2 separate regions of the Homo sapiens genome follow, and region 2 is linked to region 1. The links are chromatin loops, found by intact Hi-C in ENCODE. Cell type or tissue: CD4-positive, alpha-beta T cell. All regions are shown on one strand. Links, peaks and the distances in the headings refer to the core of each region. The heading gives the core; the rest is flanking DNA.

The links. Peaks named below come from ENCODE experiments on the same cell type or tissue, not always from the same donor. Only the 100,000 strongest peaks of a DNase experiment are listed, where the experiment ranks them.
Region 2: a loop joins it to region 1, with 3 times the contacts of the local background. A loop is called at or near these places in 3 of 110 quality-filtered maps.

Annotation. Positions count from the first base shown.
Region 1 is chr9:70,477,000-70,492,575 of GRCh38, reverse strand. The region is part of intron 3 of KLF9-DT (KLF9 divergent transcript); the gene reads right to left. Among named protein-coding and RNA genes, the nearest start is that of KLF9, 70 kb to the right of the region's middle. RefSeq lists an enhancer at 6,897-7,203. In CD4-positive, alpha-beta T cell, for the core only: CTCF peaks have their summits at 7,689 and 7,890 (motif pointing right); a DNase peak (open chromatin) is centred at 7,865.
Region 2 is chr9:70,388,746-70,404,321 of GRCh38, reverse strand. The region is part of intron 1 of KLF9 (KLF transcription factor 9); the gene reads left to right. LOC124900273 (a long non-coding RNA gene) reads left to right here. Exons shown (of 2, transcript XR_007061576.1): 2 at 1-11,265. Among named protein-coding and RNA genes, the nearest start is that of KLF9-DT, 18 kb to the left of the region's middle. RefSeq lists a silencer at 5,858-5,907 and an enhancer at 5,858-6,160. In CD4-positive, alpha-beta T cell, for the core only: no CTCF peak of the experiment used is centred there; a DNase peak (open chromatin) is centred at 5,981; H3K4me3 peaks cover 480 bases; H3K27ac peaks cover 4,208 bases.

The DNA of each region.
Region 1 (15,576 bases), core at 3,439-11,438:
ACTTTTTATTTGCACAATGATGCTATCCACTTGGCAAACCATGTTCCCTGGGGACTGCACTGCCTAGAGGTGGAAGGAGAGGTCTATTTCTGATTGTAAGAAAGCTGCTATCTGTGCTAACAGCAACACTGGCCAAAGTCTTCCTAATTGCTAATAATGCATTTACTCTTTGAGACCGAGGCTCCCTCTGTCACCCAGGTGGGTGTGTGCAGTGGTGCAGTCTCACCTCACTGCAAACTCCCAGGCTCAAGCCATCCTCCCACCTCAGCCCCCCAAGTAGCTGGGACTAAAAGTGCATGCCACCATGCCTGACTAATTTGTTTGTTTGTTTTTGATTTTTTGCCACAGAGTCTCACTTTGTCACCCAGGCTGAGTGCAGTGGTGAGATCACAGCTCGCTGCAAACTCCACTTCCTGTGCTCAAGCAATTCTTGTGCCTTGTTGCCCAGGCTGGTCTCGAACTCCTAAGCTCAAGTGATTTGCCCGCCTCAGCCTCCTAAAGTTCTAGGATTACAGACACGAGCTATTGTGCCTAGCTGCATTTAATCTTCATGTCTTGCCTAAGAGAACCTTGCACATAGCCAAAGTATGAGTGGGAGAAACTCAGAAAAGATGATAATAGTAATAACAACAATCCCTCTTTTTTGTTTAGCCCTTATCATTTTAAATAACACTTTCCTATCCAGAATCTCATTCAAGCCTCAGAGCAATACCAGGTTCAAACTGGGTAAAGATAGCCTTTCCCATTTAAAAATTGTGGAGCTGAGACTCAGATAGTTGGGACTGAAATCTCAGTCTTCTGATTGCAAATTCCCTGCTCTTTGCACAAGACAAACAAACAACAACAACAACAAAAAAAAACTACACATTCAGAAAAGCTTCTAGGTATATCAGCTTGGACAGCCAGAGCCTATTTTCCTGTCTCCTCGGTAACAGAACAGTGATTTTCCTCTGGGGACATGCTGCCGATCTCCGTTTATGTTCTTCAGCCTGGGGAGAGACAGGCAATTGAGGCCTGGAAATTCAAAGCATTGCCATAATGGCTAGTTCAGGAATGGGCATGCAATCCAACCAGAGCCCATGAGGGGTGAGGAGACACTTGCAGTACTTGAGACAGGAGGGAGGCCCGACTCTCTTCCATTGGTCTTAGGCATGGAAGAAGGTGTGTCTGGAGTCATTGGCTGCCGTCTTGCCCCCATGTGGAATGCGAGAAAGGCAATGTGGATGATAGGGAAGCCAAGAGACAGGGTACACGTGAAATCATTTGAACCTCTGGTTTTAGGCACACACTCCAGTACTTTTTATTTACTTGAGCCAATATTTTATTATTTAAGCAGCTCAAGTTGAAACAAAAAGTACATCATTGCAACTAAAAGTGTCACCAGGCAACTAAAATTGCATTGTCTGTCACTTGGCTGAGTCAGGTAGTTTCTTCTTCTTCTGTCTTGCTAGTCTTATGCAGATACAGGCAATGCCACTCACAGCACTGGGGAACAGCATAAGGTTTAATTGCCAAAGACTAACGCACAGAAATTCCCTCAGTGCCATGATATGGCTAATCACCATCTCTCCTCAGCAGCCTGGAAAAGTTAAGGAACGCCGCTTTGCCCAGATGCCCAATGGAGTAGCCTAGCCTGCTAGACATTGTGAGGCAACTGTGTAATGTACTAAGAATTACACCTCACTTAGTAGACATTGAGCGGTGCTCTAATTGTGCTTGGACACCTGCATCAGATGGACCCCTGACAGTGAAAAGATGGCTCCCAGTGGCAATGGAGGTTTATGCAAGAGACAGAACAAGAATCTTCTCCTTCAAGCATGGGAAATAAGTCGTCCCCTTCAGTCTGACTGATCCATCTTGGGTCATGTACTCACCATTAGATCAACAGCAGATGGCAGGAGAATGACATTCATTCATTGGCTTAGACTAACCAAGATCTATACTGGAGCTGCAAATGGTGTCAGCTTCTTCTGAGTCACAATAAGAGGAATAGAACCCCAAACTGAGATTCCGCTGAGAAGAAAGAAATAGGGACTAGAGAGCCGGGCACAGTGGCTCATGCCTGTAATCCCAGCATTTTGGCAGTCCGAGGTGGAGGTGGGTGGATCACATGAGATCAGGAGTTGAGACTAGCCTGACCAACATGGAAAAACCCCATCTCTACTAAAAATACAAAAATTAACAGGGCGTGGTGGCATGCGCCTGTAATCCCAGCTACTCAGGAGGCTGAGGCAGGAGAATCGCTTGAACTCGGGAGGCAGAGGTTGCAGTGAGCCGAGATCACGCCATTGCACTCCAGCCTGGGTGACAGAGTGAAACTCCATCTCAAAAAAAAAAAAAAAAGGAAAAGAAAAAAGAAAGAAAGAAAGAAAGAAATAGGGACTAGGTGTTGGGTAAAATCAAGAATGTCATTACAACCACTACTTGACCATGTGACCCTGGGCATATCCTCTAACTCTTTGGGCCTCGGTTCCTTGCCTGCAAATTGAAGAGAACACAATCAAGGATATCAACACTCCCTATCTACTGTAATATGCTACAACTCTAGTAACTCCTCACACAAAACAGGAAAACCAAGTAGACAGTATGGGAGGCAGGGAAATTTGAGAATGGTGGTACTTGCTGATGTTCACTCATTTCAAACTTGCTTCACTTTGGGGAAGATATCTTGACAGGACAGAGGTATGTTTAAAACTTTTTTGTAGAGGCAGGATCTCACTATGTTGCCCAGGCTGGTCTCAAATTCCTGGCCTCAAGCAATCCTCCTACCTCCATCTCCCAAAGCACTGGAATTACAGTTGCCACCAGGCCAAGCCAAAGTCAAGATTTTTACTCTCCCCAATTACAATAAAAAACAATCAAAAGAATTTTCCAGCTGTCTTTATTACAAAGTCATATTTCTTATTATTCCATATTCTCTGGCATATAGAAAAACAATTTTAGGCAATGATGATCTGTTTAAGCAAAGTCTGGATTTAGCTTTTTTCTTTTCCTGGACCTGATCAGATCAAACAACTATAGCACGTTATAAATACCTGGGAAGATTTTTAAATCCCGATGCCAGGTTATAGCCCGGACCACGTAATTCAAAATCTTGAGAGGTGAGCACCTGACCTCAATAGTTTTTCAAGCCCCCAGGTTATTCTAGTGTGCCCCAAGGCTGAGAACACTGCCTTTGAGTCTGCCATAAAATCAGTGTCTGCTGAACCCCAGTGGAGAAAGGAAGGTGAGTGCCACACTTCCCTACTCCCAACTAGAGGAAAAATAAAATTGTTGCTGGATCTTTAAAGTCTAATGATTCCTGAGATATCTGGGGGAAGGAAGGTGTTGTTCTGTCTCAGGATTCTAAGCTTTATTAATAGGAACTAGCCAGAATGGGAAGTCTCGCTCCTAAGCAGCTGTAATTAAATCATATTCTCTGATAAGATGGCCCTTCCCAACTCATCCCCCATAAAGAACTGTGGCTGGTCTTACTTCTGGAAGTGCCTCTAACCAGAGCTGTTTCTAGGGCTCCTTAGCAGAAGGTCACTGAAGTTATTTTATTATGATTTTATTACAGAAAGATTTAAGTAAAAGGGGCCAGAGAGGGCACCTGAAATATTCCAAATATTCACCAGGCAGAAGCACTTAAGAGGGACACCTTCAACTGGAGAAGCTCCAATTTGGGGCTAATCCAAGGGTGTGTCCACGTGTAGCCTGAGCCAGAGACTAAATGCAGGCACAAGAAGTCACCCCGGGCAGCCTAGGAACGTTTAAGGTGAGGCATACAAGTGATTTAGTTCAAGGCATAATCTGTTCTGTTAACAGCATTTTCAAATGTTCCCCAACCTCTGACTTCTGAGACTGACAACATTCCAAGAATCTGAGACTAAATGCTGGAGGGAAAGAAAATATTCCTACCACTAGCTTAGGAATATTGGGTCATTCCTTGAACCAGGGGTGAAGATGAGTACTTTACTGGAAACCAAAAATTTGTACTCCCTCTGCTCGATCATATCTCTAAATAATTTGAGGGCTGCGAAGCATAATTAATTACCAAAAATATGAATTAAGCAGCTACTGCTTAGGGCTGTGCAATGACTAAAAAGGTTTGGTCTCTAATTTATAGCTGGTACTTATTAAATATATGCCAATTGATTTGTAAGAATTTATCAGAGAATAAATAAAACACACACTCAGAAGCCACTACTCATGCACAGGCATTATTAAAATGAAGACTACAGTAAGTTTTCCTTTCTCTGTTGTAACCTAACCACAGCCACTTACTGTTTATAAGCCCACTACAGGCTTATAAGCACATTACTATAAATCTTGCTCAATATGAGGATCCTATCCTCTTTTTTTTTTGTCAGATCGAGTCTTGCTCTGGTTCTGTCACTCAGGCTGGAGTGCAGTGGCCCGCACCCAGCTCACTGCAACCTCGTCCTCCCAGGTTCAAGTGATTCTCGTGCCTCAGCCTCCAGAGTAGCTGAGATTACAGGTGCACGCCACCATGCCAGGCTAATTTTGTGTTTTTAGTAGAGACGGGGTTTTGTCATATTGCCCAGGCTGGTCTGGAACTCCTGGGCTCAAGCAATCCACCCACCTCAGCCTCCCAAAATACTGGGATTACAGGCATGAGCCACTGCGCCCTGTCCTTCTTTTCAGAGATGCAATACAGGCTATTTATATAAAAGGCTGACATGAGCCAGCACAGGAGTGCCAGGTATACCCCGAATGCTAAGAGGATATCAGCACCAGGCCCCAGGCTCTGTGGGAAGGATTCAATGCGGAGAAAAAAAACAGCACTTGTCTGTGACCAGAGCCATGCTAAAGCCATTGACTTACTTTCATCTTTTCTTTAAAACTATTTTTTTGACACATAATTGTACATAGTGATGAGGTACATGTGATATTTTGTTACATACATACAATATGTAATGATCAAATCAAGGTATTTAGGATATCCATCACCTCAAGTATTTATCATTCTTTGTGTTAGGAACATTTATCTTCTAGCTATTTTGTAATACACAATAAATTATTGTTAACTATAGTCACCCTACTGTGTTATCAAACACTGGAACTTACTTCTTTTATCTGACTGTATGTTTGTACCCATTAACCAACCTCTCTTCATCGTCCCTCCATCCCCAGGCTCATTTTATTTTTTATTTTTTATTTATTTATTTATTTTTGCGATGGAGTTTTGCTCTTGTCGCCCAGGCTGGAGTGCAATGGTGTGGTCTCGGCTCACTGCAACCTCCACCTCCCAGGTTCAAGCGATTCTCCTGCCTCAGCCTCCCAAGTAGCTGGGATTACAGGCACCCACCACCACACCCAGCTAATTTTGTATTTTTAGTAGAGACGGGGTTTCACCATGTTGGCCAGGCTGATTTCAAAATCCTGACCTTAGGTGATCTGCCCACCTCGGCCTCCCAAAGTGCTGGGATTACAGGTGTGAGCCACTATGCCTGGCCAGATTTATTTTAATCTTGCCCCTCAACCCAACCTCAATTGGGATGGGAATCAGTCTAGGCTAGTTGGGGTCAGGGGAACAGGTTCAAGTCAGATGCAGATAATTATAGAGCATGAAGCACACACTGCAATAATTAGAACTCTTTTAGCTGTGACTTACAGAAGCTCAACAGAAATCAATGTAACCCATAAGAGAATGTATTGGCTTCAAGGTATAGTATTAGCTGGATTGAAGTGCTCAAAAGCTGTTATCCAGAATCAATTGCTTTCCATTCCCTTACTCTCAGGATTTCTTCCATGTTGGCTTCATCTTCAGGCAGGCCCTCTCCCAGTGGTGGTAATAATAATTGCCAGAGACTGGGTACAGTGGCTCACACCTGTAATCCCAGCACTTTGGGAAGCCGAGACAGGTGAATCACTTGAGGTCAGGAGTTTGAGATCAGCCTGGCCAACATGAAACTCCCATCTCTATTAAAAATTTAAAAATCAGCCGGGTGTGGTGATATGTACCTGTAATCTCAGCTACTCAGGAGGCTGAGGCATGAGAATCACTTGAGCCTGGGAGGCAGAGGTTATAGTGGTCTGAGATCCGCACCACTGCACTCCAGCCTGGACAACAGATGAGACCCTGTGTCAAAAAAATAAAATAAGAATAATAATTGCCAGAGCTCCAGGATCACATCCTACCAGCTTAACAGCCCAGGCAGTTCTAGCAAGAGCCCAGGGCTAGTTCTCACTGGCCTAGCCACAGTCACAGACTCATCTGTGAACCAACATCTGTGACCAGGGAATGCAGTTCTCTCATGGGCCAGGCCTCGGCCTCATGCCCACTTCTCATTCAAGGAGGAAAGGTCAGCGCTGCTCATACCACAAGGACTAAGACTTAGAATAGAGTAACCAAAAGAAAATCAGGGTGTTTTCCCAGGAGAATGGAAATAAAGGGTTAAAAACAACAGCTCTCCACTGCCTTGACGGTGCTGGCCCACTTTGTGGATCCTGGAGTTATGACACCTATTCTTACCCTCACTCTCCTTAAATTTCCTGTGCCCAAAACTTAATAGGCAATTGAATAAATAGTTTTAAAATGAATCAATGAATGAATCTAGTTGAGAGCATAAAACATGAACTATTTAAATATTCCACAGTATTTGGTGATATGATCAATGTAAACTATAAAAGCAAAGATGCAAAAATAAAGGAAGGAATGAGGGGATGCCATAGGGAAGAGGTAAGGCCTGAACTGGGTCTTGAAGGATGGGGAGAAAAGGGGAGGGGAATGCGTTCCATGAAAAGTCACAATGTGGGCATAGCACTGAGATCAGACAAGTACCATGAATCCAGGGACAGAGAGAAAACTTGCCAGGCTGGGCTTCACGTGGGCAAATAATGGGAGAGGAGTGGAGGAAGGTAGGAGGGCCCACCATGAGTCTGGGGTGGCCATCTGAGGACCCAGAACTGTATCCTGTAGATGCTGGGAGGGGGCAGAAAGGAAAAGCTGGCACTGAAGGAAGAGAGAAGAGTTCAGTTTGGGACAAGATGAGGCTGCAGTGTCAGCAGGAAGCATGAAGTAGGAGAGTGATGATGACAGTGCTGCTTTGCACAGATAAGCCTGGCGGAGACACGGAGGGGGCTGGACTCTTAGGGGTGAGCACGGAGGCAGGGTGTCAGTGGGGAAGCTGCTGCCAGGTGGAGATAATGAGGGTCTAAACTCCATCCCTTCAGACTGCCTTTTCCAGCCCAGCTTCAGAGGCCCTTTCAGCAGCCCCTGCCTGCCCATTACTCTTTCTCTCTCCTGCCTGTCCTGGCTCCTGACATGATAGCATGTCAGATATTTGATTATCCAAGAAACTTCAAACTTGAGGAAGCTACACATAGAGAGGGTCTAAAGCATACGGTGCAAAGACTACGCCTTGCTAAATGACACAGAAGTCTCTTAGCAAGGCATGGCACAGAAGCATGGGTGAACCAAGGAAGATACAGCTCACTGTCCAACTCTTCAGAACGTTTTCTGAATAGCATTAAGCACTGGATTCTGCAAACCAACTGATTGAGTTTGAATGTCAGCATCACCGTTTACTGGCTGTGTGATCGTGGGCAAGTTCTTTCTCTTAGCCTTGCTATTTCTCATCCGCAAAAAGAAAGTATAATTGAACTTCCCTCAGAGGCTTAGTATTAAAACTAATTGTGTTAATAATGTATATAATGGGCCTGACTCAATAAAAGTCTATTATTATTATTTGCATCTGGGAACATCACAAGTAAACCTGTTGGTAGGACTCACCTAAACTTCCTCCCAAAGCTAAAAATCCCAACACATAAGGGAGGCCTTTGGAGATGGGGTTAAGTCCTCTCCACTGATCCTCAGGCTGAGCTGAGTCTGTCCTGAAAGATATCGACCACTAGAGGGAGAGTGGACTTCCAGAAACCACAGTCCCTCAACCCAGTGTCTTTCAAACTACGGGTTTGAAACACATTAGTGGTTGTGATACCAACTTAGTGGGACCCGACTAGCATTTTTTTAATAAAATAAAACAGAACATATCTGCATTAATTTCAGAAGATACAGGTAGATATTGTTTCATGAAGCCCTTTGCTTTAAATAATTATATAGACATGTATGTTGTTGGTCCCAAAATAAAGTATATTTCTCACTGTGAGTCATGGTCAACTATCAGGAGATCTTGAGAAACACTCCCATAAATGATGTACAGGAGAAAGCTACCTGTGTTGTTCATTCTCAAACACCAACAGGCCACATTGAGGTGAGTCATTGCTCTATGTTAAAGAAGAATCAGACACAGAAGTAGAGGTCTGGATTTAACTAACGACACTCCACATTGTTAGGAATTGTTTTCAGATTCTCTTCCTCTGGTGTTCATTAGGCACCTCTCAAGGTCTAACCTGGCTGTCCTTTTTCAGGCCTATAAATGCCCTGTGTGGCTCTCATCCTAGGTGATAGCATTTACTCCCAAGGCTTCCATTGGTTCCTCTGTGTGACTGAATCCTGAACTACCTCTTTGGCTTTTAACTCCAGATATGTATTTCCAAATGATGGCTAGAATTCTCCCCATGGATGTCCCATAGACCCCTCAAATTCAACCTGTCTGAAACCCAACTCATTATTTTCCCTTTATAAAAAGAGAAGTAAAAGACCCTGGTCCTGTATTCCTTCTCTTGGCTCCTCTCTCCTAGCAGTCACTGTATTAGGCTGTTCTTGCACTGCTATAAAGAAATACCTGAGACTGGGCAATTTATAAAGATAAAAGGTTTAACTGGCTCACAGTTCTTCAGGCTGTACAGGAAACATGATGCTGGCATCTGCTCGGCTTCTGGGAAAGCCTCAGGAAGCTTAAACAATCATGGTGGAAGGCAAAAGGGAAGCAGGCACATCACACGGCCAGAGCGGGTGCCAGAGAGAGGGAAGAGGTGCCACACACTTTTAAATGACCAGATCTCGTGAGGACTCACTCATTATTGTGAAGACCGTACCAAGAGGATCGTACTAAACCATTCCTGAGAAATCCGACCCCATGATCCAATTGCCTCCCACCAGGACCCACCTCCAACACTGGGGATTACATTTCGACATGAGATTTGGGCAGATACGGTTTGGATATCCAAACCATATCCAGTCACCCAGGTGAGAAAATTCAGTTATGGTCAAGTTTTCTTTCTCCCTCTGTCATTGCTGAGTTGAGTCATTTATCTGTCCCAGTGCCTCATCTGTCCAGTCTACTTTTCCCTCCCACTCGTACTATTTCAGATGATTTGTATATCTTCTTAGTGGTCTCCCTGTTTCCAGCCTCTCACCTTTCCCATGGATCCTTCCCATGGCCATCAGCTACCTCACCAAAACAGACTGAATCGTGTCATTCTCTCATATCATTCTGGTCTTAATAACATGCAATAACTCCCAAGAATAACCAAAATAAATAAAATATGTAAGCATGGGATTTAACTCCCAAGTCAGGAATGACAAATGATTCCATCCCAAGTGCCAATCCCAACTGATTCATTGAGAACTATGTTGAGAAGAATTCTGAGGCTTCATTCAAATTCAGGAAGAAAGGTTAGCAAGGGGCACAACAGGGGGACGTGGGTATCCCTGATCTAGGCTCAATCTATTTTTTTTTTTTTGCTTCTTCCCACATAACTCTACCAACCATTCAGCCACAAGAACTACTTATCATTACCCAAATATACCATGCAATTCTATTAACGACAAAGACTATAATTCCTTTCTTTACTGTTAGCTTACTCTTGCCTCAACTTCGTATCAGAATCCTCATCCTGTTCCTCTACCATCAGAGTTTATTATGTGTATCTCTACTGAGCATGTATCAACCTCCTTTGTATTATAAATATTATATTTTTTATTTTTTGTAGAGATGGGGGTCTCACTATGTTGCCCCAGGCTGGTCTGGAACTCCTAGGCTCAAGTGATTCTCCCATCTCAGCCTCCTAAAGTGCTGGGATTACAGATGTGAGCCACCATGCCCAGATGTCATTTGCATTTTAAATACTATGTTATGGATCATGTGTGTGAGTATGTATTTCTGCCTCTCCCACTGGACAATAAAGTCTTTGAAGGCAGTCAACATATCTTACTCATCTCTCAACCCCTAGATTCCAGTCACCAACTTAAACATAGCAAGCATTCAGGGGGGCATTTATAGAATGAATGAACTATTTAATATTCTGATGGCATGTTGACACGTGACTTTTCAACAACAAAAGTCACAGGGGGAGGCTGAGGCAGGTGGATCACGAGGTCAGGAGATCGAGACCATCCTGGCTAACACAGTGAAACCCTCTACTAAAAATACAAAAAATTAGCCAGGCATGGTGGTGGGCGCCTGTAGTCCCAGCTACTCGGGAGGCTGAGGCAGGAGAATGGTGCGAACCTGGGAGGCGAAGCTTGCAGTGAGCCAAGATCGTGCCACTGCACTCCAGCCTGGGCGACAGAGTGAGACTCCATCCCAAAAAAAAAAAAAGAAAAAGAAAAAAGTCACAGGGAATCTCTGGGAACTAGCCCCATCTCAGAGTAAGGACTCCTTTCTAGAGATTTCCTTATTACCAGCAGTCAGCAAAAACCATAAGACAGCAGCCCCAAACTATGAAGCAGGTGGTAGAACTGAGAATTTAGGAGAAAAATCTCTCATTGGTGCAACAGCATAACACTGGACACTTACGGATGACTCTGCAAGTATACAAGACAAGCCTTATGCTCCTTTCACCAATCAAGCTCGGAAGATGTGACTTTCCCTGTATCACAGGAGCACCCCTAAGTAGAAGGAGACTCAAACCCACACCTCACACTTCAGATCCACAGCTCACACTTCAAAGTTGTGCTCTTCCTGCTTCACCAGTGAGTGTTTGGTGAATTTTACTCCAAAGAAAGGAATCCACTATCATTAAAAACTAATAATAGTACATTGGAAAATCACTGCATTGCACCATTCTGTCTATGCTATAAAGGTCTCCCACTCAGATCGTCCAAGCAACCCCCTAAACAACTGGAGACTCAACCCTATGACTAGGTGAAGATGGCTTTGGTTTTTTTGGTTGTTTTTTCCTGTGGACCTCATCTAACTTGAAAGTTGTGGGTTTTGTTTGTTTGTTGTTGCTTGAGATGGGGTCTTGCTATATGAGGATGGTTTTTGAAAAGGTATTTCCAACCACCTTACTTTACCAAGCATTAACAGCTTTTCTCATTGGTCATTTATATGGAGGCCAGTGACCCAAAATCCTTACAATCAATTATTTCCAGTTATAACAGCAAACTGGGAACACTATTTGGAATATTGTAATAGCTTGAACAACTGAGAGAGAAGTCACCAGCACAAGGGGCCTTACCTTTCCTTTAAAGGAAAATAACTTTTATTACCGTTACTCCCTGAACACCTAAGAAGAAAAAAAGAAATTGAAGAGAGACAGTGACAGACTCGTTAATTTCCAAAGTTGATGCCAAGTCCTGTCTTAGAAAACGGACATCACAGGCGCTTTGCTCTTTCAGGAAGTGTAATGCTTGGGATGGTCAATTTTGAGTAGCGAAAAAGCAAATGGTCTAGGCCAAAATCCGAGAGATCACCACGATTTCAACGATTTGGGGGTTATCTTCCCTGTCTTTTCCCTCTTTGTCTGTGTGGTTCCTCAAACAAAGTGGGTTGGAAAAGTTCAAACTCAGTTCACAGAAGAGAACATTCTGTACTGGCACAACAGGCTGGGCTGCTCTGTGTAAAACAAGATCAACAGCATGATCTCAGCTGCCGCGGCGGCAGCAGCAGGCACCACGCCGCCGACCCACAGCCCGGCGTTTGAATGCAGGGCTGTCAAAGACGATCTCTGGACAGTACACTGCGAAGGTGGGGACCCACACATACACACACACACACGCACACGGTACGTCAGAAATGACTTTCTGCCCCTTGTAGTTCAATTGTTACTTCCTCTCCCCAGAGGGTCAAGAAAGTTGTTTAGATTTTTCTCTTTGGAGAGTAATTACAGCTGCAACATTTCCAAGGGAACAACCCCCTGCGTGTGCACTTCAGCTCTGGCATTGATTGGGGCTTTTCAATCTGTTTGGATGTTACTGTAATCAGATGACAGCAGTAATACTAAGTACATTGCTGCCCGGGCTTAGGGAGGGAGGCAGTGAGGGAGGAAAGAGGGGATAGAGGATCAAGTTCATTGTTACCCTAACCCCCACTCCCAGCTTTTCTATTTTCTTCTGGATCCAAAGCTTTTTCCTCCTTTGTCTAGAATTTAAAGTGCAATTCAACACATACTTATCGAGTGTTTATTTTGTGCCAGGGCCTGTCCCTAGAATAATACTAGTAGCAAGGTTGTTCTAGTGAAGTGAAATCTGGCCCTCACACCCATCAGAAGAGGAAGGACAGGAAAAGGGAAAGCTGTGTATGGAGACAGGTGGCAAGGCGGGAGGGGAGGGCTGCCAGAATGAAGGATGGACAGGCCTGAATATGGGTGGGTGTTTTAAAGTATGACAAAGCAGACATCTGGAACGGGGCTGCTTTTGCATTGCCCTTTCTACGTTGACTTCAAGCCTATTTGCAAGAGGAAAAAAATGGCAAGAATGCACAACTGCCCGCCCCAGGAGGGATGGAACTGCACCTCAGCCTTCTTTAAAGGTTCCTGTTTCCCCGCTGCTGTGGCAGGAGCAGAGACCAGCAGGAGGTGAGCAGGGCACAGAGGGGCCTCACAGAGAAACAGAAAGAGGATAATCAGGGCCTCCTAGGCAGTGGCTTTGAATCCTAATTTGTTGGGTGAACCTCAGGCAAGTTTCTCAGATTTGTGCCCATGAGTCTCTGCGCTGTCAGCTATTAACTGGGGAGAGTCTACCTATTAGTAGAACTATTGTGGGATTTAAGGAAATAATATCTCCCTTTGCTTGGCAGACACTAGGTATTTAATAAATAGTAACCATTGTTATTATTAATGTAAGTACTATTCAGAGAAAGCTGTTAACCTGGTGTCAATTAAGAATTTGCACCAATGTGACCTCTGAAATGTTTTCTTGCCCACGTATTTTCACAATTTATTTACTTAGTGAATGTCTATGGAGCACCTGTTTGTAGCCCTGTGCTCTATTCCAGGCACGGCAGGAGGCACTGGGGCAACAACAGTCTTGTCCTGGAGAGCTTCCTCACCTTTCCAGGGAGGGCAGTTTACACAGGGCAGCAAACCCTGGGTGGCAGACCAGCGCTTCCTCACTGCCTACCTTCTGTCATGTTCAAGCTTGTTTCCTCTAGGTCCAAGATCATCTCTATGATTGTGACCAGCCATCCCATAGGAAAAGAAGCTTCCAGAGATACTGGGGAACAAGGATTGTTCAGGGACAGCCCTGATGTGAGACACTTCTCAGAACTGTTCTTCCAGAATGTAAACACCCTTTCCCTTTCTCACTTCAGGACCAGAGCTCCTGCCAAGACTTTGAAAAACAAGTTACACAAGCACCTTTGGGGAGGTTGGCCATGCCACACCACAGCTGTAGCTACATGGGAGAGGAGGAGGGAGCTGGCCTCAAGGACTTAGTCAGGGACAATACTTCCACCCCTAAACACAAGTTCACAGGTCCAAGAGTCCAGTAGAACACAAGCCCTTGGACCACCACACCATGCCCCAGCCTGTGGCCCAAGGAGTCAGTCACTGAGGATAATTTCGCAGACTCCCCTGCCACCATCACTGACAGATCCCAGAGTTCAAAGAGTAATCAATCGCCTGTCATTAGAGCCAGTGCTCAGGCCCAGGTGGGGCTTTCTTGGAACTGGTCACTGGGATATCTTAAATTCTTTTTTTTTTTTTTTTTCCAGACAGGGTCTCACTCTGTCACCCAGGCTGGAGGGCAGTGGAGTGATCATGACTTGCTGCAGCCTCAACCTCCTGGGCTCAAGCAATCCTCCCACCTCAGCCTCCCAAGTAGCTAGAACCACAGGTGCACGCCACTATGCTCAGCTAATTTTTTAGTTTTTTGTAGAGACGGGGGTTTTGCCACGTTACCCAGGCTAGCCTCGAACTCCTGAGCTCAAGCAAACTCCTGGTCTTGAGGAGTTCCTGGGCTCTTTCTACCTTGGCCTCCCAAAGTGCTGGGATTACAGGCCTGAGCCACCATGCCTGGCCTTAAGTTTTTTCTTCCCTGGGGAGATCACCTCCCTTCACTTCCCTGACCAGACCTCCCTCACAGAAGGCCCTATTTAAAATTTTGGCAGCAAAGAGCCTGTCTCAAAAACACTTCTCTCCCAATTGAAGTTATTTGCCAAGGGCTAGTGCCAACTCCAGCCAGTCGTAGATGGAATTTCTCAGGCCAGAGTGTGCCTGGGGCAGTAAATGCAAAACCTTAAGGATCTGACCTGGACCAAGCTAAATAAATCCAGGGACTGGGCATGTAACCAAGATCTCAGAAGGAGTAAATGAAGGGGAGTTCTCAGAGAATTAAGCAAGAGTTTGCACCAACCCACACACACCTGGTGGGAGCAAAGACCTAACAGAATGACATTTGTTGATCACACATAATGTATCAAGTACTTTACATACATTCTCTCATTTCAACCCCACAGTAATCCTGTAGAGTAGGTGTTGATATCATCCCTGTTATAGATAAGAAACCAAGACTCAAAGAGCTTAAATAACTTGTCCGAGATCATGCAGCCATGGACATGGCAGAGCTGGCACTTAAACCCAAGTCTATCCAAGGTTGAAAGCCCAGATTCCTTTGATTACACTATTCTGCCTCCCTGTATGCAAGAATCTTCTTTCATTTTTAAAAAAGTTTTTTCAAAAGAAAATGTTTTTCAGAATTGTGCTCCAGAGACTCTTATTAGAATACAGGTAGAATCATCTTGTATATTTATCTTGATTTTTTAGAGACTGAGATCTCAAGTTGAAGTTCTGAGACCAAGTCCCACTCTCCAGTCTCATGTAGTTTACCCTATCTCAGTATACATAATCAGCAATAGTTATTGAACATCCACAAGATCTTCTACTATGTTCTATAGGGGATAGAAAGGTGAGTTAAGCATGTCTCCTGCCCTCAAGGAAATTATAGTCTGTCTGAATAGGATAGGTTGTGCTGCAGTAACAAATAACCTCTGTATCTGAATGGCCTAACGAAAAAAAGGTATGTTTACTGCCTTCACCAGATGCCCATTGTGAATCAGCTGGGTCCTCACCCGAGGACCCAGTCTAATGGGCAATCTGCCACATATCTCAAACATTGCTAATCACCATGCCAGGGGAAGGAAAGTGTGGTCGATCGCTCACCAGCTCTTAACACTTCTTCCCCTGTAAGCTTCTTTTCCAAAGGGACTCATGCCAATTCTGCTCATATTTCATTGGCCAAAGCAAATCGGCCACACACAATGCCAAGTTATATACAAACCTACCACAAGTCTGGAAGTGGAGGAAACCTTGAAAAATTTGGTGAATAGCCCTAATAATGACCATAGTCTGAGAAGAGGAATGGCTTCAAAGCCTCATCCCCCACATTCCACAACAGAGCAAGCCAAATAACTAAGTGCCCTTAGAGTGGGTGCTTTCAAGGCTTATATATATCCCAAGGACTCAACAGAGATTCATGCCTGGGCTAGAGACCTCAATGAAGTA
Region 2 (15,576 bases), core at 2,898-10,897, 88 kb after region 1:
AGCCATCTCATTCACTTAAATTATTTATTGAGTGACTTACATGCAAAAAGCTGTGTAAAATGCTGGTACCAGGCACTTTGGATTTTGTGGCTAATAGTGATAATAATGACAATTTCTAACATTTATTATATGTCAGGTTCCAAGCTAAATGGTTTACATGCATTGTCACATTTAAACTCACAGCAATCCTGTGAGATAGAAAGGTGCTGTTCTTCTCATTTAATAGGAGGAATCAGACTGGGAGTTAGTTAACGTAGTTCAAGGTTACACTGGAATTTTCCTAGTCTGTCTCTAGGTGGGTGGAGTTGGGCATGAATGCTTGCTGATCTGGACCCCTTGAGTTTCCGCCAGTGGGAAGAGACCCTGTGTTTTACGTGGTTCTCTTGGGTTTGGTCCCAGAGCCACCAGTCTTCAGCTGTCTACTCTTGTTGTTCTGACTCTGGCTTATGGTTGGTTTTCATGAACCTCGGTTAGGAGTGTCAGCAGAAATCTTGGACTCTGACCATACCTACTCTGTATTTTCCATAGTTATCCAGAAGCTGCTTCCTTCCCATTGAAAAATAACCTGGTTGTGGGCCCAAAGCTGTATTAGTCAGGACAACAGAATCCAAACAGGGACTGGCTTAATAAAAAAAATGAAACTTTATTGGTTCAGGTTACAAACACATCTAGGGGTAGCTCTCATTTCGGTGTCTGTGGATACAGGCACTCAGTTTCTGCCTCTCCATGGCTCAGTTTTGCTGCCTTTTGCTACAGCCTCATTCATGGGGTTGGTGGGGGCTGTCTCCAAATAGTGGTGAGATGGCTGCCCGCAGTTCCAGACTCATATCCTGCCACTTAAGCAAACCCCAAGGAAAGACAGTTTTCCATTCCCAAAGATTCCAGCAAAAGTTCCAGGCTTTAAGCTCCATGACTAGTTCAGATTGTGTGCCCCATCCCTGAAATGAATCACTGTGGCACGACTGGGTCACATCCAATCTCTGGGTCTGGAGGTGTGGGGTCACCCTCCCTGGAACTACATATATCCAGAATGGGGAAGGAGTTGTTGCCAAAAGGAAATTTAATGTGTTATTTATTATCCAGAAGGGAACAAATGCCAGACAGGCAAAACCAACACCCATTCTCTCTGTCATCCCATTTAGTTAGTTATTTATTTTTATTTGTATTTTTTTGAGACAAAGTCTCGCCCTGCTGCCCAGGCTGGAGTGCAGCAGCACAATCTCGGCTCACTGCAACCTCCACCTCCCTGGTTTAAGCCATTCTGGTGCCTCAGCCTCCCGAATAGCTGGGATTACAGCCACACCCCACCATGCCAGGCTAATTTTTGTATTTTTAGTAGAGATGGGTTTTCACCAGGTTGGTCAGGCTTGTCTTGAACTCCTGACCTCAGGTGATCCACCCGCCTCGGCCTCTCAAAGTGTTGGGATTACATGTGTGAGCCACCATGCCCGGCTATCATCCCATTTATAACTACCAACAGGATTTTCCAAAGAACAGAGTTTGACAAAATGAGAGGCAAACAGTACGATATTTTTTTTTCTATATATTTTTCTTCCTTTTGGTGGGAAGGAGCTCCGAACTATCTCTGGAGTTCAACCCGAAAGATAGGCCATAAGTGAATGTACAGAAGGGTCTTTGCAGAAGATAGATGATTTTGACAGGTATTACATACGCTTAGGCAAACACCCACTGGCCCTCCTGAGTGGATGTTCTAGAAGCCAATAATAAAAGCCTCACATGGAACAAGTATAACAGCAGCAGGGTGAACTTCAAAGCCATTGACTTGGTTTTAATTCCAGTCTGTCCATTTTAATGTCCAGAGAAACAAATCATGTTTACAGGAACATTTATTACCCTATATGCTAATAGGTAAAAGCCTAGTCTATGCAAAGACGAGCTGTTTATATGGCAGTTCCCACTGGGATTCAGAAGTGTATTCAGTGTGCACAATGCCCAAGAAAAACACTGTAATAAATCATAAGAGGCAAAAAGTAGAGCTTAAAAACAACTTAACAAAAACACATAAAAGTGACTTAACTCCCTGTGCTCTGTAATTCTACAGTAGTTTTGTACCATTACCATTTTAAGGAAAATAAGCAGAATGACAACCAAACAGCTGGCTTTCTCTCGTATTGTAATCCATACTCATGGCCAGCCCCAAAATGCTTGTTCAGTGAGCATTATCCCACTGAAGCGGGGGGTTCCCAGTGTGAAAAACATAGGCTATTTTCTCTAACCTGAGGCATTTCTTTTTCTTTTTCTTTTCTAATTGATTTTATTTTATTTTATTTTTATTTATTTATTTTTTTTGAGACAGTCTCGCTCTGTTGCCCAGGCTGGAGTGCAGTGGCATGATCTCGCTCACTGCAACCTCCGCCTCCTAGATTCAAGCAATTCTCCTGCCTCAGCCTCCTGAGTAGCTGGGACTACAGGGACATGCCACTACACCCAGCTCATTTTTGTACTTTTAGTAGAGACGGGGTTTTACCATGTTGGCCAGGCTGGTCTCAAACTCCTGGCCTCATGTGATCCACCCACCTTGGCCTCCCAAAGTGCTGGGATTACAGGCGTGAGCCACTGCAGCCAGCCTAATTTTTTTTCTTTTCTTTTCTTTTCTTTTTTTTTTTTTTTTTTTGTGAAGGAGTCTTGCTCTGTTGCCCAGACTAGAGTGCAGTGGTGCGATCTCAGCTCACTGCACCCTCTGCCTCCCAGGTTCATGTGATTCTCCTGCCTCAGCCTCCTAAGTAGCTGGGATTACAGGTGCCCGCCACCACACCCAGCTAATTTGTGTATTTTTAGTAGTTGATAGGGTTTCACCATGTTGGCCAGGATGGTCTCGAACTTCTGACCTGAAGTGATTCACCGGCCTCGGCCTTCCAAAGTGCTGGATTACAGGCATGAGCCACCGCACCCAGCTAATTTTTGTATTTTTAGTAGAGACAGGGCTTCACTATGTTGGCCAGGCTGGTTTTCCTGAGATGGGGTCTCACTCTGTCACCCAGGCTGGAGTGCAGTGGTGCAATCACGGCTTATTGCATCCTCATGCTCCTTGGCTCAAGCAGTCTCTCACCTAGGTCTCCTGAATAGCTGGGACCACAGGCACGCACCACCATGCCCAGCTAATTTAAAAAATTTTTTTTTTTTTTTTTTTTTGGAGATGGGATCTCGCTATATTGCTCAGGCTGGTCTCGAACTCCTGGCCTCAAGTGATCCTCCTGCTCCAGTCTCCCAAACTGTTGGGATTACAGGAATGAGTCACTAACACCCAGCCTAACCCGAGGCATTTCTTCCCAAAGCCCTGCTTGCTCCTAAATTTCAAAACACCCTCTAGAAATACATGCCCAAAGAGGGGACTATATTCCTTTTCTGAGATCTCAGGGGGAGGGTTGAGTGGGGACTGTTTTGTGAAGGGTGGACAGCTCTGACCTGCAGTTCTTTGTGGTCTTTGGTGCCAAACATCAAGCCATGTGACTTAGTGGCTCACTCCATCCCAAGAGTAGAAGGGTTAAAAGCTTGAAAAGCTGCTGGTGGCCCATGTGGCATGTATGAGTAGGATTTATGGCCACTGCAGCCATACTGTGGTGTGCATACAGTGTGCAGAGGTTGAGCCCAGAGGGAAAAACCTGGATGGAAACACTTGCTGGAGTGGCATCACTTTTCACCATGAGTCCTTATGAATGCCACAGCCTAGCAGGTAGAGTACGTGTTGACTAATCAGGCATCAGTCTCTCCATTTCTGCTGCTGGGGGACAATCTTTTTCTTGGCATTTCAGGGTCTCAGTTACTTCTGCATTAAATTGTATTCTCTTTTGGCTAAATGTTTGCAAAATCAGGGTTCTCTCTCTAATTCGGGGTCCCTTGCCTTTCCTTTCCCTGGGAGTGATCTTCTGTTTGGTGGGCATGGGGCTCATCTCTTGTTTCAGCCTCGTGGGAGAGCCATCCATGTTGCATGCTGTCCTTTGACCTTGTGGTGATGTCCACTGAGACGTCTGTCATGCACTTGCCTGTGTCCCCATCCTCACAGGCTGACATCAGTGGCTCTGGGTGTTAGATCCTTGCACTGTGACCCAGTCCTCCTGTGGATTTCTCCAACAGCACAGTTTTGGGCTCAGGAACACAGTCCTTTTCCCCACCCTGCACTTTAGAAGGGTGCGCACACTGAGACCCCTCTCAGCTGTAGCTCCCCAACTCCTCAGGTGTTATGGCCTGTGTGGGGCTTCCAAGAGGACCTTATTTGTATAAGGCACTTCCTCTAGGCATGTCTCGAAGGCTGTCTCTACAAGGAGAATAAAGACCTGGATATTTCTTAGAGACCTCTGTGTCTCTAATACAGTCCTACCAGCTCTTTCTCTTTTTCTGCCCCTCATGTCTTGGTTGGAAGATCTGGCAAATTGAGAGTTTTTTTAAGCTCAAGGACTTAGGTTTTCTAAATGCTACTTTGAAAATTAAAGCTCAGTGGCAACTTATTTATCCTAAACTATGTCTGATCCCCCTGAGGCAATGCATTTGGAAGGAAGGGCCTGGAAGGCAGAGAATTGGAAAAAAAGGCACTGTGAAAGGTCAGTCTCTGTGCTTTTAGTTTGAGTCCAGGCTCTTCTTTCACATCTAATCTCATTTTGTGCATAAAACTGAAGGAGCAATTTGAAACCTGGTTTTAATCTGGTCACACACTATTGTGCAGGGCGTCCTTGGGCACGTCATCTGCCCTCTGAGTTGGCTTCATCTAAAACATGACAGGTTTGAATTCCATGGTGATAAAAATCACCAAAATTGCAAAGATTCAAAGAATCTGTTCTTGGGATAGCTTTGCCATTAGGCATTTATATCTTGTTCAATATTTAATGCCTAGGTAGATATTTATTATCTATGTTTCCCACAAATAGCTGAACAAAGGCAGCATAGTCTGGGATGGCAGGAATTACCTAGTCTGGGCCAGGGTCTGGTCTTTGAAGGGCTAGCTATGTGGTTGTGGGGAGGTTGCATCATCTTTCTGGGCCTTTGGAGGATCCCTAAGATTTCATCCACCTCTAAATTCTGTTACTCTGACTTTTATGATCTTTTATCACACTACACCAAGAGGCAGATCTTCATTGTGTTAAAAATTTATGTTTAGGGTCCACATTTTGCCTCTGCACTATTTTTAGTTTTCAGGCAGGGCCATATAACTGAGACTTCAAGACAGCTCTTGGCCAGGTGCAGTGTCTCACGGCTGTAATCCCAGCACTTTGGGAGGCTGAGACAGGAGGATCACTTGAGCCCAGGAGTTTGAGACCAGCCTGGACTACATAGTAAGACCCCTGACTATACAAAAAATAAACAAAATTAGTTGGGTGTGGTGGCATGCACCTGTGGTCCAGCTACTTGGGAAGCTGAGGTGGGAGGATCACTTGAGCCTGGGAGGTTGAGGCTGCAGTGAGCCAAGATCACGTCACTGGGTGACAGAGCAAGACCTTGCCTCACAGAAAAAAAGAAAAAGAAAATGTATAGTTTTTGCTGAATCAAGAACCTAAAGAGGCAAGAATCTGTTGTCAGCTGGGCACAGTGGCTCATCCTTATAATCTCAGCACTTTGGGAGGCCAAGGCAGGAAGATCACCTGAGCTCAGGAGTTCAAGACCAGCCTGGCCAACATGGTGAAAACCTGTCTCTACTAAAAATACAAAAATTAGCTGGGCATGGTGGCAGGTGCCTGTTGTAATCCCAGCTACTTGGGAGACTGAGACACGAGAATTGCTTGAACCCGGGAGGCAGAGGTTGCAGTGAGCCGAGATCGTGCCACTGCACTCCAACCTGGGTGACAGAGCAAGACTCCATCTCAAAAAAAAAAAAAAAAATTCTGTTATCTGCTGTCTTTTGTTTGAGGTCTGCTGGAACTGCATGTGCTGTCTCACAGATAGCTGAGGTTGGGAATGTGTGCACGATATTTGGATATGCTTGCTTCTTAGACTCTGACATGCTTAAATGAGGAAGTGCTGCATACAGATGTCAGAGACACACACCCACTTCTCATTTCAGAACCTAAAGCATAGGACAAGTTGCTTTCTACAGATAAACACAGAGATCCGGAAGTAAAATCTCACACCTAAGCCCTACACTGTCTCTGTTGTATCAACAAATACAATATAAACGGAAGCCAAATCACAAGCAGGATTCAGTGAGAGGTCAGAAGCAAATGGTAGTAATATGATGGGATGGCATTCAGGCAGGATTATTCTTTCAAAGCCTATTTAACATTTTTATTCGTTCAGAACATCTACATGCAAAGCAATATTTCTGATAAACAGGAGACTTTTGAATGAATGATTTTTGAGTTCAGTGTTCATTGAAATGATGTATGCAGAAAAATGTGGACTTCTCTGTACCCAGGAATGGCCTGCACACCTCTTCCGTAATGTGTATTGGTGGTTCTGCACATGAGGGTAATGGAGAATGGGAAAAAAGCAACTGTTCATGTTTCGTACCTGCATGTTGACATTGCTTTTTGGTGAGGAGAGAAGCCAGATGGTGATGGACAAATGGGGTGCTTGAGGCCTAGGGTCAGGGCAGGTCTATGTGGATGCATTCCCCACCAGTCTGGTCCATGAATGCTTTCTTAGACTCAAATCTTTGCACTTCTTCATGATCTGACTCCTCTCACCTGCTTTCTAACAAGGACACTCCTTTGTTGGGCAACCCTACTGTTACTGTTTGTGCATTTCCACCTCTGAAGGAAGGTTCCTGTCTGTTCTTATAAGAGGGCCATGTCCCTTTCACATATGGAAAAAGTAGGAGAGGTGGAAATAGAGGAGTGAGAAGACAGATGTAGTATATTCAGGAAGTTTCTGACTTTCTCCGTTTTGTTTTTTTTTTTAGTCAGAGTCTCACTCTGTCACCCAGGCTGGAGTGCAGTGGTGCAATCTCAGCTCACTGCAACCTCCACCTCCAGGGTTCAAGCGATTCTCCTGCCTCAGCCTCCCGAGTAGCTGGGATTACAGGCATGTGCCACCATGCCTGGCTAATTTTTGTATTTTTAGTAGAGACAGGGTTTCACCATGTTGGCCAGGATGGTCTCAACCTCCTCACCTCAAGCGATCCACCCCCCTTGGCCTCCCAAAGTGCTGGATTACAGGTGTTTACAAGTGTGAGCCATCACACCGGGCCAGGAAGTTTCTGACTTTCTGACAATTAGTTTGAGAAGAAGACAAAATGACTCTTCTCTCTTTGGTCATGGATCACTTACTGAAGTGTCCCAGTAATTTCTCAATAGAAAGTAAATCACCTACTGCCCTCCACTTCCATGCCCATGGAATATATTCCTTTTAAAATTTTTAAGAGATGAGGTTTCACTATGTTGCCCATGCTGGTCTTGAACTCTGGGCCTCAAGCAGTCCTCCCTCCTCAGCCTTCCAAAGTGCTGGGATTACAGGCATAAACCACCATGTCTGGCCTGGAATATATTCTTGATCAAGCCATTTGTGGAATGGTTTAAACTCAGATGTATCGCTGTTTTCTGTAAGACTTTTAAAAAATATTAAAATAACTTTTTCTGACTTTTTCTCATAAAAGAAATTTATACTCACTGTTTAAAAAATCAGAAAACATAGGGAAAAATTACAAAAGGAAGTAGAAGTTATTCTTTATCTCCTCACTGGTAGATAGTAATTGTTCAAATTTTGTATATATTCTTTTTACTTAATATTTTTTTAATTTTAAATTGTAGTAGAGATGGGGTCTTACTGTGTTGCCCAAGCTGGTCTTGAACTCCTGACTTCAAATAGTCCTCCTGCCTCAGCCTCCCAAAGTGTTAGGATTACAGGCATGAACCACCTCAGCCAGCCCATATTTTGTGGGCAACAGGATTTTTTTCTCTCCATATATATTCACACACTTATGCAGCTGATCATACATTGTTCTTCTCAGTTAGCAGTGTATGGCTAACATCTTTCCATTTCATTATATAACAGTCTGGTACCTTTTTCACAGGTACATATTAGTCCCCTGTAAGGATATACTTTATGTATTAAACCAGCCCTTTATTTTTGAGCATTTAAGTTACCACCTTTTAGCTCTCATAAGCAATGCTGGTATCCCTTTTCATGTCTCTATCTAATTATTATCAAATTAATTGCCAAAAATAATCTGCAGGAGAATATTGCCAGATGGCCCTGGATTAATTATAAATCCCACCAGTGTGGTAGAGGGCCTGTTTCCTCATGCCTCCACCAGTGGTCGGTATGAACAGATTTTTTAACGTTTTCACTAGCCTCACAGATATCTTGCTGGTGTCTTAATTGGCATGTTTTGATTACTTGTGAGATTGAATATATTTTTGTATGAAATATTAAATATTTTCGTATTTATTTCTTGGTCATTAGTATTTTATTTATGTATTTATTTATTTATTTATTTTGAGGCAGCGTCTGGCTCTGTTACCCAGACTGGAGTGCAGTGACACAATCTCAGCTTACTGCAACCTCTGTCTCACTGGTTCAAGTGATCCTCCCACCTGAGTAGCTGGGACTGTAGGTGTGCACCACACAGCCTGGATAATATTTGCATTTTTAGTAGAGATGAGGTTTCGCCATGTTACCCAGGCTGGTCTCAAACTCCTGGGCTCGAGCAATCTGCCTGCCTCGACTTCCCAAAGTGCTGAGATTACAGGCATGAACCACCACGTCTGGCCAGTATTTCTTACTTTATAAATTATTTATTTGCATCCTTGCCCACTTTTATTAAGTTGGGCTGTTCCTTTTTGATTTGCAAGTCCTTTCTGTGTTACAGATTTTAACATTTTGTCATATGCTTCAATTTCTTTTAATTTATTTTGATTCTTAAATTTTTCTACTTATATATATTTTTAACATGCAGAAGTTTAACATTTTTACGTATTCAAAACTATCCTTCAAGTAGGATTTTGCTTTTGGTTTCATGTTTAGAAAGTCTCTATTCCAGGATTCTAAAAATGCTCACCTATATTTTATCGTTATGGCTTTATTTTTTACATTTACATTTATAGCCCATTTGGAAATCATTTGAGTGAAAAGTATGAGGTAGGGACTAAGATTTAATTTTTTTCTTTTACCTGACATCTAAGCCACTTACTGAATTAAACATTTTCTGTTTCACTGATTTGAAATACCCCATTTACCATGTACAGAATCCCTATAGATTCTTAAGGTTATTTTCAGACCCTACTCTGTTCCACTGATTTGTCTTTTCCTGTGCTGCTATCTCACTATCTTAATTATTACAGCTTTAATAATCCATTTTAATAACTAGTATTGCAAGTGCTCACTTATTATTTGTTCTTCCGCAAAATTTTCTTGGCAAGTTGGGCATGTTTATTCTTCCAAATGAACTTCAGAAATAACTTTGTCAAGTTCTAGAAAAAGAAATTCTTACGGTGTGTGTTAATTCCGTAGATGAATTTGTACAGAATTGCCATATTCACACCATTGAGCCTTACCATCCAAAGGCATGGCAAGCATTTTGTTTGTTCATTTTCTTTTATATTGAGGCTTTATGCATTTCTTCACCAAGGTCCTGAACTTTTATTGTTAGGCTTATTCTGACTGGTTATGGCTGGCATATAAGAAAGCCAGTGCTCTTTTGTACAGTTACATCTGTGAATGCACCTTTAATTTAGATTAGATTTTTCAGTTATCTTGAATTTTTTCAAAGAGAAAGTTGTGTCAACTGCAAATAATTCTTATTTTATAACCCCCCCTTCTTCTCACCATTTACTTCTTATTTTATCTAATTGCACTCATTAGTATTTCCTGGAAAATGTTAAATTATAGCAATGGGAGCGGGTGTCCATTTATGCTTTGGGCTAGACTTTAGTAGTTATACTACCTTTATTTTACTGTTGACCTTGCAGAGGAAAGGTTTCAGAGCTGATCTTTTATACTGCTGAGGAATTATTTTATTTTCCTGAAAGCTTTTATTAGGGATGGTTGTTCAATTTTATCATATACTATTTTGTACACGATAAGAGTGTGTATATGATATTAAATGATACTAAATGTGTGTGTGTGTGTGTGTGTATGAGCTGTTAAATGGGGGAATAATATCAGTATGATTTAATAATATCAAATTGTCCTTTTTAAAATTACATTTCTTTTGTAGAGTTGGGGTGTTACTGTGTTGCCCAGATTGGTTTTGATCTCCTGGGCTCAAGCAGTCCTCCCATCTCAGCCTCCCAAAGTGCTGGGATTACAGGCGTGAGCTACCACAGCCAGCCCAAATTCTTCTTTTATCTATGGAATCCTAGTGCTGTTTTTGCAATCAGAAACCACTCTTTTTTTTTTTTTTTTTTTTGAGACAGGGTCTCAGTCTCACTCTCACCCAGGCTGCAGTGCAGTGGCACAATCATAGCTCACTGCAGCCTCAACCTTTGGGCTCAAGCAATCTTCCCGCCTCAGCCTCCCAAGTATCTGGGACCACAGGCAAGCACCACTACGCCTGGCTAATTTGTTGTATTTTTGGTAGAGATGGGGTTTCACCACATTGCCCAGGCTGGTCTTGAACTTCTGTGTTCAAGTGATCCATCTTGAGCGGCTGAGCATTATTTTTCTTCTAGAAGAAGTCTTGATTTTCTACATCTGCAAGAAACTTTAATTCTTAATTGGCACTGTTTGAGCTCTGTTCTGAAAAGGAGGCCTAAATCCCTTAGATTTGTTTTTTACCAGATTGGTTTACTTTTGCTAGATGCAATGGAAGCTTTTGATTTTGTATTTTTGACTTTCCTGTCTCCATTAAAGTTAGACCCATCCCTGGACTTGGGTGGGGCAGGGAAGATGAGAAGAACCAGGTAGGAAAGAGACGACATTCAGATGGCAGGCCTCCCTGACCCCAGGCAGGACTTCAGTGGCAGCCTGGACAGCTCAGGGAGTCTGGGGAGGGTTGCCTATGTCCAGTGAGCAAGCTTGGCACTTGGCAAGTACCCGGTCTCTGTCTTCTCTATGGAGAACTCACCTCCATTCGTTTCAGGACTGCCCACAAAAAAATGGGCTTCATTTGGCATCATCAACTAATCAGCAGTCGAGGAGGCTCCCTCTCAAAAGCAGCAAGTGTCCTTTTGTGCTAAGTAGGCAAGCACATAGCCAGGGGGCCCCAGTCCACTGTTCTTGCACCCTCCGTAGGCCCAGGAGAATTCTGGAGGCCTGATGACTGTCTCTGCAAAGGAAGTCTTTTACACATTGTGCGCAGTGTTCAGTAGCTTTTTTGATCACATTTATTTTATACTCTGAGCTGAGTCAGTCAGCAAGAGGTGCTTAGCTTGTTACTGAAAGGGGCGGGGAGTGGTATATAAATAATGAGAACTCAGAGAAACTTGTGCTGTTAACAGCTCTGCTCCAGTAAAGTGGAGTTTATTGTGTCACTGCCTCTGGGTGTGTTTTCCTGTGAAGGCCAGAAATAATGCAGTGGTACAAGTGTGTTGGGTATTTTTTTCCCTATCCCCAGGAGGATGGTAACTCTCTCATTAATACTAAAGACAGGTTTAAAGATTCTCTAATTGATAGTTGCATTGCTGTGTGATTTGTTCAGCGTGAAGGCTGACCATTCTCCTTTAGACCTTAGCACCGAGCCTCAAAGAGAGGGCCTGACTTGGTTTCCCCCAGGCTGCCAGACGAAGGTGGAGTGACCGTCTCTCTAGGCCAGTCCTCTCCTCCTCTGTAGATCATCTCTGGTCCCATTCAGCCTTAATTCTGTTCTCGTCTACATGTGACTTCCCCATTCCATGCTTTCTTAAGTGCAAAACATCTATCATTTTCTAAATAATACCTTATTATATGACTGTCATTAACTTATATGCTGGGATGTTAGATTCAACATCATGGCATGTTAGATCCAAACTCTCCACTGTATTAAAAAGGTGGGAGATTTTTCAAAGGGCTACAAATTGTAGGTCCCTAAGCAGAATCCAGCCTGCGTACACACCACTGGGTGGCACCATAATTTATAATGTTGAAATTGAATGCCTCTAAGTAGGGGAAGCACCCTGTTCAGTTCACCATGGAATCCATTATGATCCATGATTGAATGCACCTGCTCCCACCCTGTCCCCGACCTGTGTCTGGCTCCTGAAGACATTTGAATTTACAAATTCTGGTGGCCAGTTAGAAGTTCAAGTCCTCTGTTATTTGTTTATTTACTTGAGACAGGGTCTCACTCTGTTGCCCAGACTGGAGTGCAGTGGCGTGATCTTGGCTCACCACAACCTCCGCCCCTCGGGTTCAAGCGATTCTCATGCCTCATCCCCAGTAGCTGGGATTATAGGTGTGCAACGCCACACCCAGCTTCAAGTCTTTTGATTGAGATCAGGAATCAACCAACTTTTTGCAAAAGGTCCTGATAGTAAATATTTTCAGCTTTGCAGGCTGTACAGTCTCTGTGGGCAACTGCTCAACACTGCTGTTTTGAGAATGCAGCTGTAGATAATACTTAAACCAATGAGCATGGCTGTTTCCAATAAAACTATATGCAGACAAGGAAATTTTAATTTCATATAACTTTCTCCTGTCATGAAATATTCTTTTAATTTTTTTCAACCACTTGGTAAAAACCGAATATAAGAATGGTATAAGCTATTCTTAGCTCATGGCAGGCCAGATTTGGCCAGTGGGATGTGGATTGCTAGCCCCTGATTTAGATCACTGACCAAAAAGTTTTTAAAGTTTTCCAAAGGATGCCAGATAAATCAAAATGATCCCGGGCCTTTTATACTAGCAACTCACTTCCAAGCAGATCTTTTTTAAATGCGTAAAAATGGTAAACTTGAATTATACAAGTTACATGAGTCTAACGAAGCTTCTATTTGCTCTTGATTTTCTCGGGGCTCTGTGGGTGTCCCTCTCTGCTCTCTGTGAAACACTTCAGGGATAAGGACGCTAGGTCAATGACAGCACTTGGATTAGAAGCAAGGAGAACCATCACAAAATGACAGCTCCAAGGGGCAGTCAAGAGAGTATCACTGTCAGCTAGGTCGAAAGTGAATTCAGTGGGAACAAACCCTGATTACACTTGAAATATATGTAAGTCACAAGCATAGAAACTTAATAGTTCTCCTATTCTGATGGCTTCATGCCAGTTTTCCATGGTCACTTCTAGAAAGCCATCTTCCTAACACAGCGAGAGTATCTTACTCCTTTTCCAGTCCTAGCCCACAGCTGAATGGTCTTCTGGTCCATTTTCCCCACAGTGGACACAGATCCCCCAACTAAATGAACCCCCTCCTCTCATGACTCACTTGAAAGAAATGAGTACACATGCCAGTGAGGAGGCTAAGCCACATTAGCACTCCTCCAAGAAAACCACTTCTAATGAGTTTTTGTCTTAACAAGCATTGAGAAAACACTGAGCTCTTCCTTTCATTGTTTTCCTCACCGCCACATCAGAAGGGAGTGGAGAAAGGGCTCCAAAAAGGACCGAGCAGAGAGGGCGTTTTGTTTTGGTTTGGTTTGGCTTTTTGCAACTTAACCATTCTATGAGTTCTGACCCCTTGTTATATTTTTCATAGAACATGTTTAGAAAAACATTTCCCCCATAACTGCTTCACTGGGGTTAAAGAGGACTTCACTGCAGTCTAATTCTGCAATAGCTCAGGTTTCTCCAGTAGCCAGTAATATCTGAGCAGATTTCAATGTGAGTGACCAGGAGGAGGACGAGAGAGAGAGAGAGAGAGTGTGTGTATGTGTGTGTGTGTGTGTAAAGTTTGAGCATTTACCAAATGCTTGGCACCATGAGTAGGACAAAAGTCATACATGACATTATTTTTGCCTCAAGAAGCTCAGCCTTGATGGGGTTGTAACAATCTGTATTTTGACTTTTGCTCAAAAGTCTGCTGAAGTGGGTTAAAATCCTGTTTATCTAATGGAAGTTGCAGAAGTGTAGTTTTCAACTCCATGTCTTTATTGAGTTTTTCACGGGAAACTCTTTTTTTTTTCCTCTTTGCAGCCCCATCCCCGAGCATCAAAATGCATCAATAACCCTAGCTCTTATCCACCTTGAGTAGGGCCCAGCATTCATTGGTTTGCTATTGCCTTTTGCTGCCGTAGCTTTTCAGCTCAGAGCTCCATAAGGGTTTATACGTAGATCTGCACATAGAGAATCAACTGCTACAGATTCGTTTTACCCACATTGGGTTTCCTCGAAAAGTACGTTGTACAGGGTGTTGTTATGACTATTGCTCTGCTTAGAAAACAGCAGAGAGCCTTCATCATGAATAGATTATCACAAAGGTGATAGATTTGGTTGTTTTATCATATTTCTGCATCTCATCAGCACAGGTTAAGAGACGCTGGGGAAAATAGAATGAATAATTTTGGATGACTCAAATGCACCACGCTGGACAGCTCCCAGCCTCTGCAGTTTCTCTATGGGTTCTGGGAAGGCCGGGACAGGAGTGAGAAAATATTCACTCCTCACACCTAGCCAAGGAGTGTCTGGAGAGTTCTGCGGAAACCAGGAGGCTGTGTGTCCTCTGTCTATGCAGCAGCTATTGTCAGCTGTGCTTGGAAAGGTGTGAAGAGTAGGCAGAGGCAGGCTCTTGGGAGCCAGGGCGATGGCAGTCACTTATAAGTGGAACAAGTGTGGTTCTCATCTTCAACAGCTCGTCTGCTTGTCTGCCTGTGTATGTCCTCCCCAAACACAGACATGGCCTTCACCTCCCCTGCCTTCATCTTGTGGGGTGGGGAGCAGCAGGAGGTTATGGATGCTGGCCTGATAACATCTGGCAGGCAGGACTTAGCTGCATTTTCAGTGGGACACAGACATTAGTGTGAATCCAAGGAAAGCAATCGGAAAGAGGGATGTGGAAATTGTCAAGTCCCCAGGACCCCCAGGAGTCAGGACAGCCAAGTGGCCAAGAGCACGGGCCTTGGTAGACAGGGCCAGTTCATTACTCTGCTTTCCAGTTATGTGACCCTGAGTACAGAGTTTAACCCTCCAAGTCTCAGTTTTCTCATCTGTGAAATGGGGCAACCTTGTGGAGTGCTTGTGAAAATTCAGTGAGAAGGGCACGGGAAGCCCTTAGCTTTATGCTTAGAACAATGTTAGTTCATCTTTTATGAGGAATATAGAAGAAACTGGAATTGTTTGGAAATGGGAGAAGAGATTAAAGAAAGACATATCTGTCTGCAGATATTTAAAGGATTATGATGTGGCAGAAGGAACAAACATTTCTTTTTTTTTTTTCTTTTTGAGACAGAGTCTCACTCTGTCGCCTAGGCTAGAGTGCAGTGGCATGATCTTGGCTCACTGCAACCTTCGCTTCCTGGGTTCAAGCAATTCTCCTGTCTCAGCCTCCCAAGTAGCTGGGACTACAGGCGCACGCCACCACACCCAGCTAATTTTTGTATTTTTAGTAGAGGTGGGGTTTCACCATGTTGGTCAGGCTGGTCTCTTAACTCCTGACCTCAGGTGATCTGCCCGCCTCAGCCTCCCAAAGTGCTGGGATTACAGGCGTGAGGGATTACACACCTGGCACAAACTTACTTCTAGTGTTAAGACAATATGACTTAAAGTATGGCCTTTGCAGGAAGGCAGATTTTATATCAATAAAAGATGTGACAGAGATGCTCAGGAACAACCAGATG